Linked DNA regions of Mus musculus: region 2 is linked to region 1. Evidence: chromatin loops called from intact Hi-C (ENCODE). Cell type or tissue: gastrocnemius. All regions are shown on one strand. Links, peaks and the distances in the headings refer to the core of each region. The heading gives the core; the rest is flanking DNA.

Region 1 (10,304 bases), core at 1,292-9,291:
ATAAATAAATTCAAAACCAAACAACAACAACAAAAAACCCCAAAACACCCCAGCTTCTCAAACATATATCTGAAATCTACAATAAAGGAGACAAACTTTGCCAAGGAGCAGCCAAGGGGCAAAGCCTTCACACCTGATGAACAGCACACAAACTCTTAGCTGCTCACTGTTTGACTCAGCGGTTTCGATTCTAGAGAAAATGGAGATACTAACACACGGTCTGAGGAAGTCTGCCCAGGCTAGGGGTTTCGGCAGAGCCAGCTGGTGAAACCGGCTCACACACTGAACAGTCTAATTCTTTTCTCAGGAAAATCTAACCATTCATAAAAACTGTATGCATTTATAATGATGTAACAGTATCTAGGTGGGCGTGGTGACACGGGCCTTTTAATTCCAGCACCAGGAGAGCTGGGCGTGGTGGCACATGCCTCTAATCCCAGCACTTGGGAGGCAGAGGCAGGCGGATTTCTGAGTTCGAGGCCAGCCTGGTCTCCAGAGTGAGTTCCAGGACAGCCAGGGCTATACAGAGAAACCCTGTCTCGAAAAACCAAAAAAAAAAAAAAAAAAAAATTCCAGCACCCTGGAGGCAGAGGCAGGCAGATCTCTGAGTTGGAGACCAGCCTGGTGTATACAGTATTCCAGGGCAGTGAGAGCTACACAGTGAGACCCTGTCTCAAAACAAAGGGTAACAGTATCTAAAAGAACCAAATGCTTTCATTATACAACAAAAACCAGGGCAGTTGAGGCGGCTCAGTAGTAAAGCTGTTACTTGAGGTCATTGAAGGTCTGGACTGCTCCTCGCCTTCCACCTCCACCTCTAAGACCAGGCTGTTTTGGGGTGATATGGTGGGTCACAGTCGCCTCTAGAGATTCAAGCAACCCTGCCCACACCCTGGGATATTCATCACTTCTCCCATGAGTGAACAACCTTTCTCTGGGACTAATCCTTGTCAATATAGACAGCTGCAGAGCCTTAATTGTTTCAAAGAAACAAAGCAAACTCTACAGAATTGTTTAATAGGTCGCAGCGACCCTTGAGCTGTCCAGGCAGGGACCAGCCCTTGAGGCATTGAAGAAGCGTTTTCAAAACAAAACAAACAAACAAATAAAACCGGGAGGCTGAGTTCCTGTGAATTTTTTGGTCTTTCGTTTGAGGACTTTCCTTTATGGGAAAGATTTCTGCTGCTGAATGCCAGAGACTAGGGGAGTGCGAGTGGAGGGCAGCTCTGCTTTATTGGAGTCCCCATTCTTAGGGAGGAGAAAGGTCAAAGAGGGGGTGGAGTGGGGTGACGGGGAGCCGGAGGGTGTCACTTCGGAACCGGCTGGGGTTGCAGCAGCTGGATTGCTATGGATGTGACAGAGTAGAGATGGAAAGGATACTTTTAATCTCCAGCGGGCTAGAGACTCAGTGGACTCTGCCAAGGAGATGAAAAGAACTTCTAGCCCCAGATGACATACGAAGACATTGAGGCAAGGGGGCTCGCCCTAACAGTGAAAAGGAGTGGATAGGGTAAATCTCCCAGGCGCAGCCTCTTCCAACCCTATTCGGCTTCCAGTCCCATACCTCAACTGTTCTCATCGGAAGAAGGGGAGAAGCGCGAGCGTGCTGATCCGGGACCGAGCCCTGGGTCTCGCGACTCCATGCTGGCTTCCCTTGCTCCCCCGCTTTTCCCAGGCTACCCCCTGCACCTGAAGACCCTTCCCGGTGCAGGTCCGAAGCCGGAGCATCCAGAAAGCCCAGAGCCAACTCCCAACCCGAAGCCCTCCCTGCAGCGCGCGGCATTCCATTCCTCTCCGGGATGCGCCCCGCCGCGACCTCCCAGAGCACGCCCAACGTCGCCGAGCAGCGCTTTGGGATCTGGACTTCGGATTCCCAGTCGTCCCCCTCCCCCGTGAACCTCGCCCTCCGAGGGCCTCCTGGGCTGCGGGAAGGAATTGCGGGATCCTAGCCGGCCCCAGACTAGCTCGCGCCGCGCCGCGCTCAACTTCGGGGCGCAGACCGGTGCGGGCGGCAGCTGAGGGACCACGGCGCGGAACTGGTGCCCGCACCATTGTCGCCTGTAGAACAGGTGGCCAGGCGGGGACCCGGGTCCCTGATGTCTTGCAGCTCACCTCCCTTTCCAGCCTAGAACAGGGGCGCCCCGGATCCCAACGAGATCCCCCTGCCCGCTGCCCTGTCCCTGAGATCCAGGTACCTCCGGCTCCCGCGTCGGCGGGCGGCTACTGCGGCCCTGGAGGGCGGTGGCTTGAGCCCAGCGGACAGGAGCGCCGCCCCTCCAGCCCTGGGCGGGGTCTGGCGTTTCTGCCCCACGGGTCCCTCTCCGCCTGCAGCTAGTCCTGTCTAGAAATGGGGGTGGGCACGACCTGAGTCATCAATAGCCAGTAGCCAACAGGTGTGAGCCGCCTCCCGGCCACCCACACCTCACTAGTCACAATCCTATTCTAAACCTTCCGTTTCTCTCTCCAGCCCTTCTGCCCCAGAGCTAGCAATCCTCCTGCCTCAGCCTCCCAAGTCACTCCTCCAAGACAGGGATGAATCCCCTACCCATGGCTCTATTTTTTTCCATTTAACAGATGGAAAAAAAAATAAAAAGCCAGGCTCGAAGCGGTTTGGTTAATTACATAAATGTTGTGCAGTTGAGAAGGGGCGACATCTGAGACTTGAGTCATCCTGACGCCACTGCCCAGCAGCGTCTGTTCCAAGTACTCCTCACTCCCTGCTCTGGCCTGCTGTGACCCAAGGAAGGGCCGGGCCCACGGCATGGTGTTCCCTAGTGGCGATTTCCCCCGCCAGCTCTCCTCTCGGGCTAGATGCCAACGTGCCCTCGCTGCCTGCCCTGCTTCATCTCTCTCACCATACAAACCTGTGTCCAGGCCGCTGAGAAAATGGAAACACCCTATCCCAACCCTGAGAACAGCCTGGGTAAACAGGCTTTGTAAAAGCGAATCTGTGGAAAATTCTCACCCCTTCACCCCACTGCTGACAACTACCTAGCTCTTGGCTATGCCCACCCTTTCTCGTTTTCCAGGAGATCCCCAGCCTCCAGCTGCTAGCCGTTGCTGCTCCTGCCCCTCTTGCCTCTTCGCGGGCCATTCCCATTAGTGCTCATCACTCCCAGGTTTGATTTTTTTGGTTTGGCTTTGCCAGACTGCTTCTCATTCTAGCCCACGGCTTTCTTGTAAACCACAGTGGCCTCAAACTTGTGACAACCCCTCTGGCTTTCGCCTCCCAAATGCTGGGATAACAGACTTTGCTCATCTTAAAACTCAAACAAGGAGCCCTGCCAGCCGTGGTGGTGCATTTCTTTTCAATCCCTGCATTTGGGAGGCAGGCAGGTTTCTGAGAGTTCGAGGCCAGCCTGATTTATATAGAGCTTTTTAGGCCAAGCCAAGGCTACAGAGTATTGGATAATGAATGGTATTGTGTTGAAGACCCTTCCGCAGTTAAGAGCAATTGCTGCTCTTCACGGGGAGCCGAGTTGGATTCCTAAAGCCCACACCAGAAGGTTTACAATTGCCTGTAACTCCAGCTCCAGAGAATCTCACGTCTTCTTCCAGATTCTGAGGGTACCTGCACCCACACAGCTACACAGATGTACTCATAAGTAAAAAAAAAAAAAAACAAAACTTAATTCTTAGTGTGATGGATGCACACAGGTGCCGAGATACACTGTTCTTCAGATAAACTATATTAGCAGCGTTTCAGTGTCATGACCGCAGGCTGCCACTATAGGATCTTGAAGGGAGAGAGCCTTCGAATCCAGAAGCAAAGAAAGTTTTTCTTTTCTTTTTCTGTTTTTGTTTTTGTTTTGAGACAGGGTTTCTCTGTATAGCCCTGGATGTCTGGAGCTCACTCTGTAGACCAGGCTAGCCTCAAACTCAGAGATCTGCCTGCCTCTGCCTTCAGAGTGCAGGGATTCAAAATGTTGCATTTCTACTGCCCAGCTCAAGGGTTTTGTTGTTGTTGTTGTTGTTGTTTAATTTATTTTTAGTTTACGTGTGTGTGAGTGTTTTTTGTTTGTTTGTTTGTTTGTTTGTTGCATCCATTCATGTCTGTGTGCTATGTGCACTCCTAGGTCACACAGAGGCCAGAAGAGGGCACGAGACTCCCTGGAACTAGAGTTATAGATGGTTGTGAGCCACCACGTGGGTGCTGGAATTTAAATCCAGGTCCTCTGTAAGAACAGCAAGTGACTTAACCACTGGGACACCTCTTCAGTCCCCAAGGGGAACTTCTTATTGCTATGGGTTGGCTGGGGAGGAGGCCCGACTTAGTTTACACACTCTTACAGGATTTGGGGTGACTACCTGTCCTCCAGAAGCCAAATAAAATAGCCAAATTAGGTCTAGAGTAGTGGTTCTCAACCTGTGGGTCATGACTTCTTTGGGGGTTACATACCGTATATATTTTGCATATCAGATATTTACATTATAATTCATAACAGTGGCAAAATTATGGTTATGAAGTAACAGCAAGATAACTTTATGGTTGGGGGATTGCCACAAGGTGAGGAACTGTATTATAATAAAGAGCCACAGTGTTAGGACGGCTGAAAACCCCTAGTCTTGTGGAGCTTTTTGGGGATCCCGCTTGAGGGTTTTTTGTTTTTTGTTTTTTGTTTTTTCGAGACAGGTTTCTCTGTGTAGCCCTGGCTTTCCTGGAACTCACTTTGTAGACCAGGCTGGCCTCAAAGACAAAAATCCGCCTGCCTCTGCCTCCCAAGTGCTGGGATTAAAGACCTGCGCCACCAAGCCTGGCTCTGCTTGAGGTTTAATAATAAAGACACAGTGACATTCCTATAGTATTAGGTTGCTGGCCTTTTGCTGGGGCTAACTCTCAGCTAATCTAACTTAACCCAACTTCCCTGAACCCGTGTGCCTTCCAGTGGCTCTCACTCTCTGCCCACGGCCTCATTCCCCTCTCTAGCTTTGCCTCACCCGTCCCAGATCAGCCTCCAGCTCTTTATTCGAAAAAAATCAAACAACAAAACAAAACAAAACAAAACAAACAAAAACCTACATTCCAGTCTGAGCCAATCAGCCAATCAGCAGCAGGCAGTTTGGATCCACCTCTTAGAGTTGCCCTTTTGCAGGGAAGAGGGTTACGTGACTTCCTTCAAGGCAGCTTGGTTTCTTTTTTTTAAATCTGAAAATCTCCAAAGTCTTTTGGGCTAGCTGTAATAAGCATTTACATATAGAAACTGGTAATGAGTCATAGACAGGACAATACCAAATATCGTGCCAGCAAGGTGGGCTCTGCGACCATTTGGCTCTTGCCAGCACAGCAATTAACAACTGAAAACACAGGGACACACTTGCCACCATTTGATACAGTGTGTGGGGGAGGGGCAACCAACAGTTTAGAGAGATAAGCAAGCAGTTAAGAGTGAGTCCTGCCCGGCTTTGCCCAGCTGGAGATGGCTCAGAGGTTAAGAGCACTGGTTGCTGTTCTTCCTGAGTTCCACAGCTCACAGGACAACTCACGATTGTCTGTAAATCCAGGATCCAACATGCCCATACAGACATGCATGCAGGCAAGACACCGATGCACATAAACTTTAAAAATAAATAAGTTGCCGGGCATGGTGGTGCACGCCTTTAATTCCAGCACTTGGGAGGCAGAGGCAGGCAGATTTCTGAGTTTGAGGCCAGCCTGGTCTACAAAGTGAGTTCCAGGACAGCCAGGGCTATACAGAGAAACCCTGTCTCGAAAAACCAAAATAAATAAATAAATAAATAAATAAATAAATAAATAACGAGAGAGAGAGAGAGAGAGAGGGAGAGAGAGAGAGAGAGAAGCTGCTCCCAGAGTTTGGTCTCTGTTCCCAGCACCCACGTTAACAACTTCAGCTCGAAGGGAATAGTGTGCCCTCTACTGGCCAACACAGGCACCTGCACCTATATGCACTGCCACATGCAGTATGAAAGTATGCCTTCCTATCTGTGTGTGAGGAGTTCAAGAAGGCCAGGGACTTTAGGTCCTCTAGAGCTGGAGTTACAGGAGGTTGCAAGGCACCTGAAGTGTGTGGTACAAACCAAGTTCAAGTCCTCTGGAAGACTGGTGTGTGCTTTTTAACTGCTGAGTCATCACTCCAGCACCAAGAAAAATCTTAGAACAGCCAAATTACCAGTGAAGAGCAGAAAAGGGGATTTATTCAGTGTGACCACTTTGGGAACAGGAATGAAGAGATGCAATTATCCCCCTCCCTCACAATCCATCTTCAGGGTTCTGAAGTGAAGTTGAGCATTAAGAAAGAGCCAGAGTTATGCTAACCTCAGCAGTTGTCAGTCACTGACCATCTGGTCTTTTCGTAAGGTGGGCCACAGGTGGTAACTCTCTGGGAGAAAAGTTTCCCTCTGGCTGCCCTTGGCTCAAAACTTTCTCCTCATCCAGCACAGGTTTCCTGGGAAGAATTAGTTTCTGTTTCTGAATTTTCACTGTTTTAATAGTCTGAATGCCAAAGTGTCCTTTTAGGAAGGCTTCATCTTTGCCCCGCTTGTTATGCCTGGAGTTACCAGGCTGGAACGCACTAGCTAAAGTAATTATAATTCCGGATGCCCTTAGGCCTGGGTTGAGGGTGGGGAAGTAGACTGGAAGGCCGGAGTAGACTGGCTTATCAATTTATCAACTTTCTCTGCCACAGGAGAATGGTTGGGGAGCCGGGGAAGGGGTGCATGGGCAGCCACAGGGTCTGTAACCTAACTCCCGCAGAGTGAATGGTTAAAGTTTACCTGTGCTCCTGCAGGGAACAAACCTGCTTTGGGAGCCTTGGGAAGGCCTGGACGAGATACCATCATAGCAAACCTGGAAGCAAGTGGGACTGAGGGCAAGCACCTGGAATAAACCACCCAGCTGCCCAAGTGTTTCCAGGGTGAACGAGAGAACTGGAAAGGACTCTTTCTGGGGGACACCAGGACCTGAGAGGAGACAGAGAAGAACGCATCTGTAGAGGGGCCAAAACCTCGGTTGTAAAAACCATCTAAAGTTCCATCTATACTCTCCTGGGGCCTGAGGGAGGTTTTCCAAAGCCAAGAAGGAAGTGAATAAGTTTTCAGAAGCTGCAGGGGCTTCCTGGTAGAGCTTGCTTAGCCCTGGCAAAGGTTTGGCCCCCCTGGGTCTAGCCCCAGCACTGCAAAGGGAACAGGAAGTTAGGTCAGATCCCCTGCCTTGGGGGGCTAAGAGGATTCTGATCTTCAAGAGTCAGCGTTCTCACCAAGGAGGAAGTCCTCAGTGTGAGGCAGAGGGTGAGAAGAGCAAGCCATTGGGAAGCACGGGCCTCAGCGATGGAGAGCAGGCATGAGTCCTAGGTTCAAACCCCAGCCCTGTATAAAACCAAGTGTGGTGGTGGCGCCCACCTTCAAACTCAGCATTTGAGGAATGGAGGCAGGAGAATCAAAAGTTAAAGGTCATCCTAGGCTACATAGTGAATTCCAGGCTAGCCTGGGCTACATAAGCCTGGCTCATAAAAACAAATCAAGCCGGGCGTGGTGGCGCTCACCTTTAATCCTAGCACTCGGGAGGCAGAGGCAGGCGGATTTCTAAGTTCGAGGCCAGCCTGGTCTACAGAGTGAGTTCCAGGACAGCCAGGGCTACACAGAGAAACCCTGTCTCAAAAAATAATAAATAAATAAATAAATAAATAAATAAATAAATAAAAACAAATCAGAGCTGGAGAGATGGCTCAGGGGTGAAGAGCACTTGCTAGAAGCTACATCCCTGTAGTTGGTATAACAAAAATTATATTTAATTATGCTGAGGTCATCCCACAAAGTTCATAGCCCTTTAAGTTCCTTACTATGACCCTAAGCCTAATTCCCCAAAGCTGTGACATATCTTACCTGAAGGTCAGGCCCAGTTTCTGTCTCTGATTCGCAGGTGAGGATCCTGGGGAAGACTCTGCATCTGCAGAAGAAGGCGTGGTCTCCAGATGTGCAGAGCAGAGAGCATTGCTCGTGGTCTCTGCTTAGCTTACATACTGCCCAGTGGGCATCATGGGGTTCTAGGACTGTGTCAGGTTATTCTGAGTGTGTAATGTCATTTGGTTCTGGTTATCAGGTGCAGCCTTGGGTTGTAATGGGGTTCCTAACTAAGGTATTTTTACATGTCTAAAAGGCATTTTCTTTAAAGGTTCTACATTTTATTACTGGATAAACATCCTAATTTCAGACATGAGCAAGTTTCCAGGTTAAAAATGTTGAAATCTGCTGGGTGGTGGTGGTGCACGCCTTTAATCCCAGCACTTGGGAGGCAGAGGCAGGTGGGTTTCTGAGTTCGAGGCCAGCCTGGTCTACAGAGTGAGTTCCAGGACAGTCAGGGCTGTATAGAGAAACCCTGTCTCATAAAACCATAAAAAAAAAAAGTTGAAATCCATCTGGTAGCACTGAACAATGAACACAAACCATTCCGTCTAAACCCTCAGTCTTGCCCTAGTGTGAATCCTTACAGACCCAGCTCCACTCTCCTCCAGTGTCTTCTCTTAGAGTTGTACCCGATTTTGTCACCAGTTTTCATCTGGGTCCACTGAGGAATAGGGCGATTTTGCTTTTGTTTCTTGGCCAGGCATCGCTTGATTCTGAAAGTCTTGTGAGAAGAAGACGTGGCAGGAAGCCAAATCAGGCGCAGTGGGGGAAAGGAGAAGAGCTAAAAGGCTTTTTCTTTTTTTCTTTTACTATGCTCGTTATGTTTCTTCCCCTGGTCCTCGCGGTCTGCGCGGCACCAATGCAGACAACACGTAAGAGTTCTTAGCATTATAGTTTCACAGAAAATCGCAAATTTGGACCAGAACAGGAAAAGGAGAAAGCATACCGCGAACATTCCAAGCACTGATAGACAAATAAATGTACGGAGAGAAATCTCAGGCAACAAAGCATGCAATTATTGAGGAAAATGGTCGGAACAAGGTGGACTCCTGTCTACTGGGGTGTATCACAGGGGCTTGCCATGATTTCTAGGGCCTAGGCATATTTCCTGAAATATGTGTTTTCTCTAGGGTTGGGATGCACCGAGCTGAAAAACACATTCAGAAATAAAAGGTAACTCACTCAGTCTCAAACAAAAATGTTGTAGAGGCATAGCAGGGTCGAAGCCGCAGGATTTTGGGGATGAGCCGACCAGAACCTGATCAGAGCCAAGCAGGAGCACCTGGGACATGGCTGTGGGCTGAATAGTTCTTCTTTTATTAATGAAAAGAACACCTGACAGTCCAGTGAGCGTCATCATTAGCGTCCAATGTCTTAGTTTTGTGGATACTAATATTATGGGAAGCCGAATGATGGATATAGGGCATCCAGGAGTCTAATGAATCTCCAGAGGCATCCATCTTGGGTCTGAGACTAATGTACACACGCCATCTTTTCTGGCAAAAATGGAATTTATTTGGTGGAGTAGAAGAAAGCATTGTATTGGAATACTTACGATGTTTCTGGCTTGCGGTATCACCCTGGAGACAAAACATGTCCTGAAGAAGTTTCTCCAATCCTGGTTTTTACAGAAACGTCTGCCAGAATCATGCCTAGCTGGGTTTGTTCCTTCTGGTGCGATAGTAATCTCTGGAGCCTCTTGTCATAGTTCTTCCTGAAATGAAGTTTGTTAAACAAGGCCCAAATAATCATAAGGAGTTTGTATGCCAATATGATATATACAAAAAGCCCAAATCTCTCCTTTATCCAGTGGAACAAGTTCTATGTGGGCAAACAAGTATAATCAAATTTAACACCCTACCAATCATATCAAATAAAGAACATTTTTTTTTAAAGCTTGTTAACTTTATGGGAATAGAAAATAGTGTGTGCCCCGAATACAGCTGAGAAGTGTTAGATTCTGTCTGTCCTTCCAGGGTCTTGATATCCCTACTGCTCTGATAATCTGTTGGCTGTAGTTGTGGTACATTAGAGAAGAGAGCAGTGGAAATTTCATTAGTGGCTTTCCTAACTGTTCCTAGCAAGTCATCTTTGTGTTCCCTGTTATATAGGGTACCTGAGTCAAAAATATGTCTTTGGGTGCTGGAGAAATGGCTCAGCAGTTAATAGCACTGACTCTTCTTCCTGAGGTCCTGAGTTCAATTTCCAGAAACTACATGGCGGCTCACAACCATCTGTAATGGGATCCAATGCTCTCTTCTGGCGTGTCTGAAGACAGCTACAGTGTACTCACATACATAAAAATAAATAAAAATCTTTTTTTAATAAATAAAAATCTTTTTTAAAAAGTCTCTGTTCAAAGGTTAGGGTAGAGAGAGTGGCTGGGCATATCTACCTGTTCTGAGAAATGAGCTCTCACTCCAGGAAAATTCTATATAGCCACA
Region 2 (10,304 bases), core at 1,572-9,571, 45 kb after region 1:
GGGAGGTCATATTATACGGCAGGCAGCCATTGGCTCCTTTCAGCTCCCCCAGGCGTTGGCATCCATTTGCCTTTCATTGGTCTCTACCCTGGCATCCAGTCAACCCTCGTTATCCTCTGGTACCTGCTAATTTCTGACTCTTCTACTCCAGAGCCAAGGAATCTGGACTTTTGTACCTCTTACTGTGTAGGCTCCAGACCAACTACCCAGGTTGGGCCAGGAGAAGCCCAGGAAACAGATGTGTTTCTTCTGAAAAGCCTGCAGACCTGGCTCACTTGGGGCCTGGCCAAGCCCTTTCTTCTCCAAGGTCTGTGTGGTGGGGTAGGGCACATAAACTGCCTGTTTCAAGCCAAAAGGAAAGGGCCATTAGAGTTTCTTGCAGAACAGAGCCCAAGAAGCTGGGCCTTTGAGGCCATGGGACAATGGCTCATGGCCAGGAACCAATGCAACTCACCAAGTCTAGGAGATGGGGGAGGTAAGCCAGGGAGGTCTCCGAGATTTCTGGGTCTGTCAAAACAGTCTGGGGCACGTGGATGATCATGAAGAAGCGTCCTAGTAGCTGGGTGTCTCAGTTTCCTCAACCATTAGACACAGCTACCTGTACTGTCTCCTCTCTGTACTGTCTCCTCTCAGATCTGCTGCAGGCAGTGCGGTGTGTGTGTGTGTGTGTGTGTGTGTGAGAGAGAGAGAGAGAGAGAGAGAGAGAGAGAGAGAGAGAGAGAGAAAACCTGTGTACTTGTCTCCTCTGTGCTGGGAGCTGAGCTCTGCCCACCATGTCTCTCAGTTGCCCATTCTTTCCCAGTAGAATTTTATGTCTGCGGAGGGTTAATGCAGGCAGCCTTTCCTTCCTCTTTAGCAGCTCGAAGTAGCAATTTGTGGCCAGTAAGAGGCAAAGGGGAAGAAGCCAGGATTGCGAATTCACTTGTCTCCCTTCTCCCTGCCAGGAGTTGCCAACTCCATGGCTGGAATTAGGGAAGCCATGTTGAGGGCAAGTGGATGCAAGCCACACCATGATCTTGGCTGAGATGGGGAACAGGGGCCTGGTTCCTGAGGCCATTGTGGTAGGAGATGTTTACCACATGGTATCTTGATGCTGCTTCCTGTTGTTACAGCAACTGAACACAAAGTTACTTTTTTCCCCCTTTCTACATTTTGAGACAAGCCTCATGTAGCCCATGCCTTCAAACTGACCATGTAGTTCAGGATAACCCCAAGCATCTGAGCTTCCTGCTTCCACCTCCTGAGTGCTAGCACCATGGTATTTCAGGTGTGGACCATCAATGCCCAGTTTATGCTGTGCTGGGAGTCAAACCCAGGGCCTTGTACAAGCTAGTCAAACACTTTACCAATGGAGCCAACTCCCGAGTCCCATGAGCTGGAAGGTCTCCACCTCTGTGGGATCTCCCCGGGGTGGGGGTGGGGTCCACCAATAGTCGCTCACTGTCCTGCATTTGAAGCTTTTCTCATCCGGCTCTGGGGTGCCTCATTGATAGACTGTCTACCCCTTCTGTGGCTGGTCCTTCTCTTTCTGTAGCTGCTTCTTCCTCATCTGACCTCTTGCTTTGTATTGGTGGGTCCTAGCCCTGGGTGGTCCCAGTCTCTTGTCCTTGAAAGCCAGCTCTACCCTGATAGCTCGCATGGGCCTCTGTAATGCTGCCCTCTGAACCCCTGACAGAGACAGACACATCTGTAACCAGAACCCTCCATTTCTTGCCCTAGCTCCTCCACCTGCCCCATGCCAACCACTCAGCCTAGCAGGCCCTTGACCTCTTCATCCCTCATTTACACTTTCCAGCAAACCACTCCACCATTATCAGGGTTCAGCCTCAGCTCTCTATCTTCCAGTCTTTACAGACTGGCTCTTCTTCCCTGGATATTCACCACGGTCACTGGGAGAACCATAGTAGTATGTGGGGAAGAGGCCAGGGAGGAGGCAACACTGGCTCTGGCAAGCTGAGGGCCCATTCATAGAGTCTCTGACAGGAACAACCCAGCTTGGTGTGAATGCTGAGTAATGATGGTCACCAGTCATGGGTGGCCACACTAGTAGGGACTTTCCAAGTACATCGAAGCCTGCTGAGGTACAGGAAATGCCCGTCAACTCCCAGGGGATACAGACAAGGGCTGCTGGAGTCCCGTCAGGTACAGGAGTTCCTCAGTTGAGGTTTGTGTTCAGGGGCTGGGGAGTGGGATATGACTCACCTTGGGGAAGGAAGCCATATTGGTACAGGGGTGGGAAGGGTTCCAGAGCCCAGATTCAGCACCAGGCCCTGGTTTAACAAGACCAGTCCCATCCTTTCTAGACAGTGCCCCTATGTCACCTTAGCTGTCTTAGTAGGAGTAGCAGAGATGTCAACCAAGCACAGGGGATCAGAGAAGAGCCATTTGTGTGTCTGCTGGATAGTATGTGCTTGGCTGGCAACAGATGTTAGTTACTGTTGTTTTATAAAAATATAGGGAGAGAGAATATACTTGGTGGATGTGCAGGGGAAAGGGGTGTCTCTGAGAGCCCATGCTGAGGCATCCCTTCTCCCTGAGGGACCAGTCACACGGACTATATAGTTTAGAATAGAGTTTATTCAGGGCATGGGAAGCAGAGCTGAGAGGGTAATAAAGACAGAGAAAGGGGGGGGGGCGGAGAGAGAGAGAGAGAGAGAGAGAGAGAGAGAGAGAGGCCGGCCATGAGCACATGGAGAGGGGGGAAGGGAACGGGGAGAGGGGGAGCAGGAGGGAAGAGGACAGAGCAAGAAGGCAAGAGAGAAAGAGAGGAGGGGCAAGGAGCCCCTTTTATACTGAGTCAGGCACTTTCTGGCTGTTGCCAGGTAACTGGGGGGCGGAGCCTAGACAAAATGCTAACAGCTGTAACCACTGAGTTTCTACAGCAGGTGAAACACAGGCCTGGGCTATGTACCTGAACCACATACAAAAGGGGCAAACTGGGCCAGAAAAGCACAGTCTCTATAGTGCACCCACAGGCCTCAGGATCCAGCCTGTCCCCACTGAAGGCTGTCATCTCTGCTCCCCTGAGACGAAAGTCAGGAGTAGGGTGGGGAAGGGAAAGCCTGTTGGCAAAGGTGAACCCGTGTCCCGAGGAAAGGATGACAGAATGATGACAGCCGTACCAGCAGCCCAGCATAGCCTCAGTGTCTGCCGTCATCCCTGTGGCTCCTCCCAACAGAGCAGTGACTCAGGATCTTCAGTGTGCTAACAGGACAGACGGACCACCTTGTCCCCAGGCACTTAGGTTTTAAGTCAGAGACAAGCTGGGAGGCTGCGCTCCATCCCAGGAGGCCTGTGTCAAACTGGCTAGGGATCAGAAGGGTCAAGGGGCCTCAGAGCGGGGGCCTGGAAGTTCTGACCACAGCGAGGGTTGATGGGGAGAGATGGCAGGGGCTAGAGAGACCGTAGGCACAGTGTCCTGGTAGCCTGGGGTTGCAGGTAGGTTTTGACAGAGATGGTAAGGAGGTTGACTTCAGCTTGGCTGCAAATATAGAAAAGTGCATGTGTAAGGTGCTCTGCCAGCTTCCAGGGGGTGAGTGGGCCTTGCCCAGTGCCTGTTAAGTTTCATCACCCCAGCTGGGGGGGCCTCAGAGTCCCTGGAACTGGAGGCACAGTCCCCTAGAGTTGTACCCTAGGTGACATCTCCCTCCTTTTGCACTCCTTTGGATCTCAGTGGAATTGAAGTGCACAGGGAGACAGACCCCTTACTGGCTGGCACTCACTTCTCTGTGTTGTTTTGGGACGGGGCCTCTCTGTGTGGTCGTGGCTGTCCCGGAACTGATGTAGACCAGGCTGGCCTCAAAGGTGCGAGGCATGAATGAGGTGTGTGTGTGAAATGCACACGTTGCAGGCAGAAGGGGCATGCAATGCTTTGCAGTTGGAGTTGTCAGCCAACTAATGTGGGTGCTGAGAACAGAACTCAGGCCCTCTCCAAGAGCAGCAAGAGCGCTTAACAGCAGAGCCGTCTCTCTAGCCCTCCCAGGGTTACTTTAAAACACTGCATCTTAACCAAGAGTTCTGGAGAAAATGCTGCTTGCCAAAGCCACTCTCCAGGGCTTCTCTGCCAGCCCTCTCTGCACAAAGGCTCCAGGAGAGGTAACCTGGCTCTCTGGGCTTCACACCCAACAGTGGCTGCTCTCAGAAACACCTCCCACAGCCCCAGACCCAGCCTTCGACGGGTTCCCAGCAGCTTCTGCCATGGGGTTCCTCTGTCTATTCTAGACCTTGAATGATAGGCAAGCGCTCTGCTGCGGGGCCACGTTCTTTCTTATTTATTTATTTACTGTTTGTGTTTTGCCTGCATGTATGTGTGGATACCATGGGCATGTAGTGCCCACGGAAGCCAGAAGAGGGTGCTGGCTTTCTTGGAACTGTAGCTACCAGGTAGGTGATCAGAATTGAACCCGTCTTCTTAACCCCTGAGCCATCTCTTCAGTTGTCTTCAGATTTTTTTTTTTTAAGAATTACTTATTTATTGTATAGGAGCACACCTTAACAATCTTCAGACACACCAGAAACGGGCACCAGATCCCATTACAGATGGTTGTGAGCCACTATGTGGCTGCTGGGAACTGAACTCAGGACCTCTGGAAGAGCAGTCAGTGCCCTTTTTCTTTTCTTTTCTTTTTAAAGATTTATTTATTTATTATAAGTAAGTATACTGTAGCTGTCTTCAGGCACACCAAAAGAGGGCGTCAGATCTTATTACGGATGGTTGTGGGCCACAACTAGCTTTAAAGGGCTGGAGAGACAGCTCAGAAGCTAAGAGCACTGGCTGCTCTTCCAGAAGTCCTGAGTTCAATTTCCAGCAACCACAAGGTGGCTCAAAACCACCTGTAATGGGATCTGATGCCCTCTTCTGGCATGCAGGTGTACAGGCAGATAGAACACTCATACATAAAGTAAATAAAATAAGTAAATAAATAATGGAGAAACAAAACAAACAAAAGAACTCTAAATCCAACCAGCTTTATAAATGTTGGTATGGTGATGGAACCTAAGGGTTTTCACTGCTGAGCCACAGCCTCTCACTGCACTTCCCACCCCCTCAGCTATCACAGACAGGGACTCCAGACAGGCAGTGCTGGCCATCAGCTGAGTGGACTGCTGCACAGCCCTGTGTCCTCACTGCACACACATCTGGACATGCTAAGACACCCTGAAGCTTCTGCCCAGTAAGGAGGCGCCAGGCTTGGGGAGAGATCAGCACACTGGGGCAGAGGTCCAGGTGCGTGGGATCTGCCAGATAGTGCTCACAGGGCACATGGGGATGCACACAGGGCTCACTCTGGATGGGGTTTGGACAGATCTCTCTGCTACTAAGTTAGTATTGATGCTACAGTGTGTGCCGCCATGCCGGCTCCGGTGTGCTGGGGAAGGCTGGCTGCCAGTGTCACAGGAGCCTCCTCCCCTCCCAGAGGCACCAGTCTCTGTGTTGTGATGATGGCATCTGTCAGTCCCACCTGTAGGTACCATGGGTGTGACCAGCGAGTGGGAGCGGCAGTCACCCAGTGCCCGCTGTACAGTGATACAAAGGCTCTTGAGGAATGACAACACAGGCAACCGTCTGCTGTGCTGTGTGTTATATTTAGAAGTCTACAAATCAGACCTTTTAAGAAAGTCACAAAATAGTCATCTGAAATCACATTTTTGGTTCATCAAATTCCAAATATATTTTACTGCGCTGAACAATATATTCTGGAGCTGTCTAAAACACAGCCAAATGACTTTATTGATTTACATCTATCCTGTAACTTTTGGAATATCAAGGACAAGATAAAAAAATATTAACAAAACTACCCAATTATAATCGCCCTCTCCCTGGCTGAGCTTCGTCCTGAAGCCGCACTGCTGTCCTTCTCAGCCTGAGCTCCTGGTACTGCTGACTTCCGAGTGCATTGGGAGCCCTGGGGTGGCCCCATCTTCCTCTCACAGGGCAGCGACACCCTGTTTACTCCCAGGTCGCAGTGAACGCCCTTGGCATCATAGAAGCTCAGGTCTGTTAAAGGAACTGACTGGGGGACACTTTTAAGAGTAGAGAATGTACAAAATAACTTACAGAGTGACAGATGGCTTTAAGTGTGTGTTGTGTGGGGACACACACGAAGCAATCTGTCAGCAAGGGGCTGGGCACTTCTGGTCTTGCTGTTTTTGTTGTTTTGCTCCTTTGCAGTGAGAAGTAAGTGCTGGGGATTGATTTCCGGGCCCAGTCAACACCAGCCTGGAGAGAGGTGGGAGGAGCCTGCAGCTCTGGCTTCCAGTTCTTGGAACTAAAGATGCCCCAAAGATAAAGCAAGGACACAAGGAGCTAATTTAAATCAGAAATGAAAGCAAAATCCCACCTACATAGAAATGGGGATGTCTCAAAGGAAACATGGACACTCAGAAATGTGCAGGTGCCTCGCCAACTAGTAGAGCCTGCCCACAAAGCAGCTGGGGCATTGGCGCAGCCAGATGTGGTCTCAGGTCCATCTGAAGTGGAGTTTTACCAGGTTGGACAGCCTGGCACCAGGATTAAGAACCGTAGCGATCCTAGAGAGAACCAGACCAACATTTACTACCGATACACTGCATCTGTGTCCTGCCATGCACACAGCGTGCGATTGCTGTTGATGAGGGACACCTGGCTCTTGGCACTGGCCACAGACTCTGCATAAAGAGCAGCTGTGTGGTGCCAGCACTGCCTCAGCCTCTCCATGGCTAGGAGGGCAAGTGGGGCCTGGAGACCTGCCCGGGATCACACCTTGTGAGAGCTGCCAGGATTACAACTTGTGAGGGGTGCCCAAGGCCTAGGGCTCCCAGGCTGGACTAAGGATTGCAAAGCAGGGGCCCAGGCCGGAGCCTGGGGCCATGTCCTGAGCTGTCCAGGGAGCACGTGTGATGGGATCCTGAGGGATCTGTCTGAAGTCCCTGCTCATTTAGCAGAGGTTCAATGGCTGCCTCTGCTTCTTCATTTATAAATGGAGACACAAGCAGGATGATTCTTAAATACAGGAAGGCCACACCCACAAAACAGGAATACTACCTTCCAGCCAACAGGCCCTTAAGGGAGGGAGGAGGGAGGAGAGAAGAGGGAGGAAGAAGGGAGGGAGGAGAGCTCCCAGCCTCTGCAGTTTTAGGTTTTCTTCTCCCTCGCATTCCCAACAAGGCCACAGCAGGGTTGGTCTGCAGACTAGAAGCCTCCATGGACCCATAAGTTGCAATGTCAATTCAGTCAACACCTCAGGGTCACATTTCATCCTAATAGAATGCGTCTAAAATGACTTTACACAACCAAGAAGATTCCCGAAGCAAGCTGTTCATACAATCTGAGACAGCCTCCTTGTCATAAACAGGCTTCCCCTTCTTGTATATGAACTGAATTAAGTCTAACACAGAAAGACAAGTATTTCTACAGATACATAAAAAGATGTGGCTGAGCAGTTGATGGCACATGCCTTTAATCCCAAATCCCAGTACTTGGGAGGCAGAGGCAGGCAGATTTCTGAGTTCGAGGCCAGCCTGTTCTCCAGAGTGAGTTCCAGGACAGCCAGGGCTACACAGAGAAACCCTGTCTTAAAAAACCAAACCAAACCAAACCAAACCAAAAACAGATGTCTGTGTATACAGTGTAAAGCAGAAGAGAAACTGTCTAAGGCAGTAAGGGGTGGGGGTGAAGGGCAGAGGTGTGGAAGAGCTATGCATCAAGTCAGTTCTATACATCATGAAATGTCCTTCGGTGACCAGGACCATGTACGAGGAGTACACACTAATAAATAAAGCTTGGAGATCAGAGTGCAGTGCAGTTCCACTGGGGGGAACAAGCAGCTTCCATGGGCACATTTCCACTCCACAGAAAATGGCTTCTGGAGAATTCCAGAGTCGCCTAGAACATGTCACTGACAAAAAGAACAGGCAGTCACAGAATAGAACTCCCTATTCATTTAAAAAAAAATCTATGCAGCCAGGAATGGCGGTGCACACACCTGGAATCCCAGTACCCAGGAGGGCAAAGAGCTCTGTGAGTGATGGGTTAACCTGTCACAAAGCCAGTTCCAAACCAGCTAGGATGCATAGTGAGACCCTGCTTCAAAGAAAATGCTGGGCACGGTGCTGCATGCCTTTAATCACAGCACTCAGGAGGCAGAGCCATGGAATCTCTACATAGTAAGCTACAGGTCAGCCAAGATTACACAGAGAGACCCTGACTGGGGGTTGGGGGGTAAAACAAGACAGCAGAATGCTACAAGGGTTCTCCCAGAACAGGGAGGTAGTGGGTGGTGTCCGCATCTTCTGTGGAGCCGAGAGATGGCTTTGTAGTTTTGAGCACTTATTGCTCTTGCAGGAGACCTGGCTTCAATTCCCAGCACCCACATGGCAGCTCACCACCACCTATAACTACAGTTCTGGGGACTTAATCCCTTCTGTGAGGCCAGGCATGCATACATATGTACACACATGCAGGCAAAAACACTCATATCAATAAAACAAAATAAATGAATCTAAATTTTTTAAAACAGAATTCTCCAGAAATATACGAACTCCAGTAGGAACTTAGAAAAACACTGTCAGGTGTTGGTGGTGCACGCCTTTAATCCCAGCACTTGGGAGGCAGAGGCAGGTGTATTTCTGAGTTTGAGGCCAGCCTGGTCTACAGAGTGAGTTCCAGGACAGCCAGGGCTACACAGAGAAACCCTGTCTCAAAACAAACAAACAAACAAACAAACAAACAAACAAACAAGAAAGCACTGTCCTGAGGCAGGGTCTCAGCCCAGACAAGCCTTGAACTCATGATCTTCCTGCCTCAGCCCCCAGTGGCTGTGATTATAGACAATATTACAGTGTACTTCACCGTGCCAGGCTTTCATGATGCCTGGTCCGCTCTGCAGCACAGCTCCCGAGCTCCCAGCGGCAGCTCCAGGACCCCAGGAGCTCCAGCATTGCCTCACTCACCTGAATGGACGTCATGACCCCATTGGCGAAGACGGAAAGTTTTCCAGCAACGGAGCGCACACCTTGCTTGAACTGCGCCATGTCTGGGGCATTGGGCAGCACATTGGAAAGGTTGTAGTTTCCTGCACACAGAAAGATGTCAGCTTGCCCCTCTTCTAAGGACATGTGCAGCCCAGTGAACCCACCCTACTCTCTTGCCTCCTTCCAGGCATCAGTTGTGTCCAGAGAGAGGGACCTTGCAGTAGGGCAGTGGCAAGTATTGGTCACAACACACAGTTCCTTCAGCCACCACAGCAAGGGGAACAAGGGACTCTGTCCAGTGACTCTAAAGGCTCAAACTGGAATCAGGCATATCACCATGTCCAACACTGGCCATGGGTTACTGGAGGTATTGGGAAGGGCAGCAGGCAGGCTCCATTCATTCTCTGTACATTCACTCATTCATTCAACAGACACATGCAAGGGCTCTGTCAAGTGCCAAGGGCACAGAAAGAGAAGATGGGTGCTCCCCATGAAAGAACTGTTGTAGTCAGGTCACCAGGTGCCTTACTCCTGACGTTGAGTGAGGCACAAGCACGTAAAGGCCTGAGGTGTGCACACAGGCTCAGGGCAGCCAGAGGGGAGAACTAGGGAGGTCAAAGGAGCCAGGCTGAAAGCTGATGACTGGGCACAAGGACAGGACATCGGACCAAGGACAGGGCTCTAGCACATGGGTTGAACTTCCAGAGAAGAGGGGGGCATGGGGGCAGCCAAGATGAGGAAATGACAGAGAGCAAACAATCAGAAAGGCCTGGAACCATGGGAGGGGCTTGCAGACAAGGAGCCTGGGCAACAATCCAGCACTCAGGGCTGCCCCTCCCCTTCCAGGGGAGACATGGATCTTCTTTAACATTATGAGCCAAATTCTCAGAAGTGAGGCCAATCAAGAGAAAAGCCTATGGCTTTACAAATGGCGAATGTCACAGGGTTCAAAACACTGGCAGGTACTTGTCTGAGACAGGCACCGCAGCCTCTGATGTGCTAAAATCATAGGTCAGTGAGTGAGCTAGAATCTGGCCCTCAGGGTGCTGCCACCTGAGAGCGTGGGTAAGGAGCTTGCAGGCAAAGGTCTAAGAACACGCTGAGCCTGGAGCTGCAGGCCCGCATGCCCACATGCTCACACAGGCTGCACGCCTGGCCCCTGAGCCAACTTTGCACGGAGGCAGCTCAGCAAGAGGGTGGTTCAGGATGTGGGGCCATAGCTTACGGTACACTGGAACAATCTGTCCTTGAAAGAGACACTGGGCAGGGGGAGGGCAGTTGGGGAGATGGCTCTCTGGATAAAGAACTCATCAAGTGTGAGGAGGGGTTCGGATCATAGCCCATGATGGGCG

Evidence for each region. A loop is a pair of places that touch in the nucleus more often than their neighbours do. Peaks named below come from ENCODE experiments on the same cell type or tissue, not always from the same donor. Only the 100,000 strongest peaks of a DNase experiment are listed, where the experiment ranks them.
Region 2: a loop joins it to region 1, with 2.0 times the contacts of the local background. A loop is called at or near these places in 5 of 42 quality-filtered maps.

What each region holds. Positions count from the first base shown.
Region 1 is chr15:83,249,505-83,259,808 of GRCm38, forward strand. A4galt (alpha 1,4-galactosyltransferase) reads right to left here and starts at 2,225. Exons shown (of 3, transcript NM_001004150.4): 1 at 2,196-2,225. Gm32886 reads right to left here and starts at 8,815. Exons shown (of 2, transcript XM_006521645.2): 1 at 8,807-8,815; 2 at 8,313-8,641. The coding sequence starts at 8,815. The coding sequence ends at 8,441. Gm41367 (a long non-coding RNA gene) reads right to left here and starts at 8,260. Exons shown (of 2, transcript XR_875507.1): 1 at 7,840-8,260; 2 at 6,125-6,918. It overlaps C130064B19Rik (a long non-coding RNA gene), which reads right to left and starts at 10,042. Exons shown (of 2, transcript XR_384279.3): 1 at 9,977-10,042; 2 at 9,155-9,574. In gastrocnemius, for the core only: a CTCF peak has its summit at 5,912 (motif pointing left); a DNase peak (open chromatin) is centred at 8,606; H3K4me3 peaks cover 1,665 bases; H3K27ac peaks cover 1,958 bases.
Region 2 is chr15:83,294,172-83,304,475 of GRCm38, forward strand. Arfgap3 (ADP-ribosylation factor GTPase activating protein 3) reads right to left here. Exons shown (of 16, transcript NM_001357756.1): 15 at 8,932-9,053; 16 at 5,569-6,531. The coding sequence ends at 6,514. Gm32788 (a long non-coding RNA gene) reads right to left here and starts at 2,615. Exons shown (of 4, transcript XR_384278.4): 1 at 455-2,615. In gastrocnemius, for the core only: CTCF peaks have their summits at 4,328 (motif pointing right) and 4,856 (motif pointing left); no DNase peak of the experiment used is centred there; H3K27ac peaks cover 2,719 bases.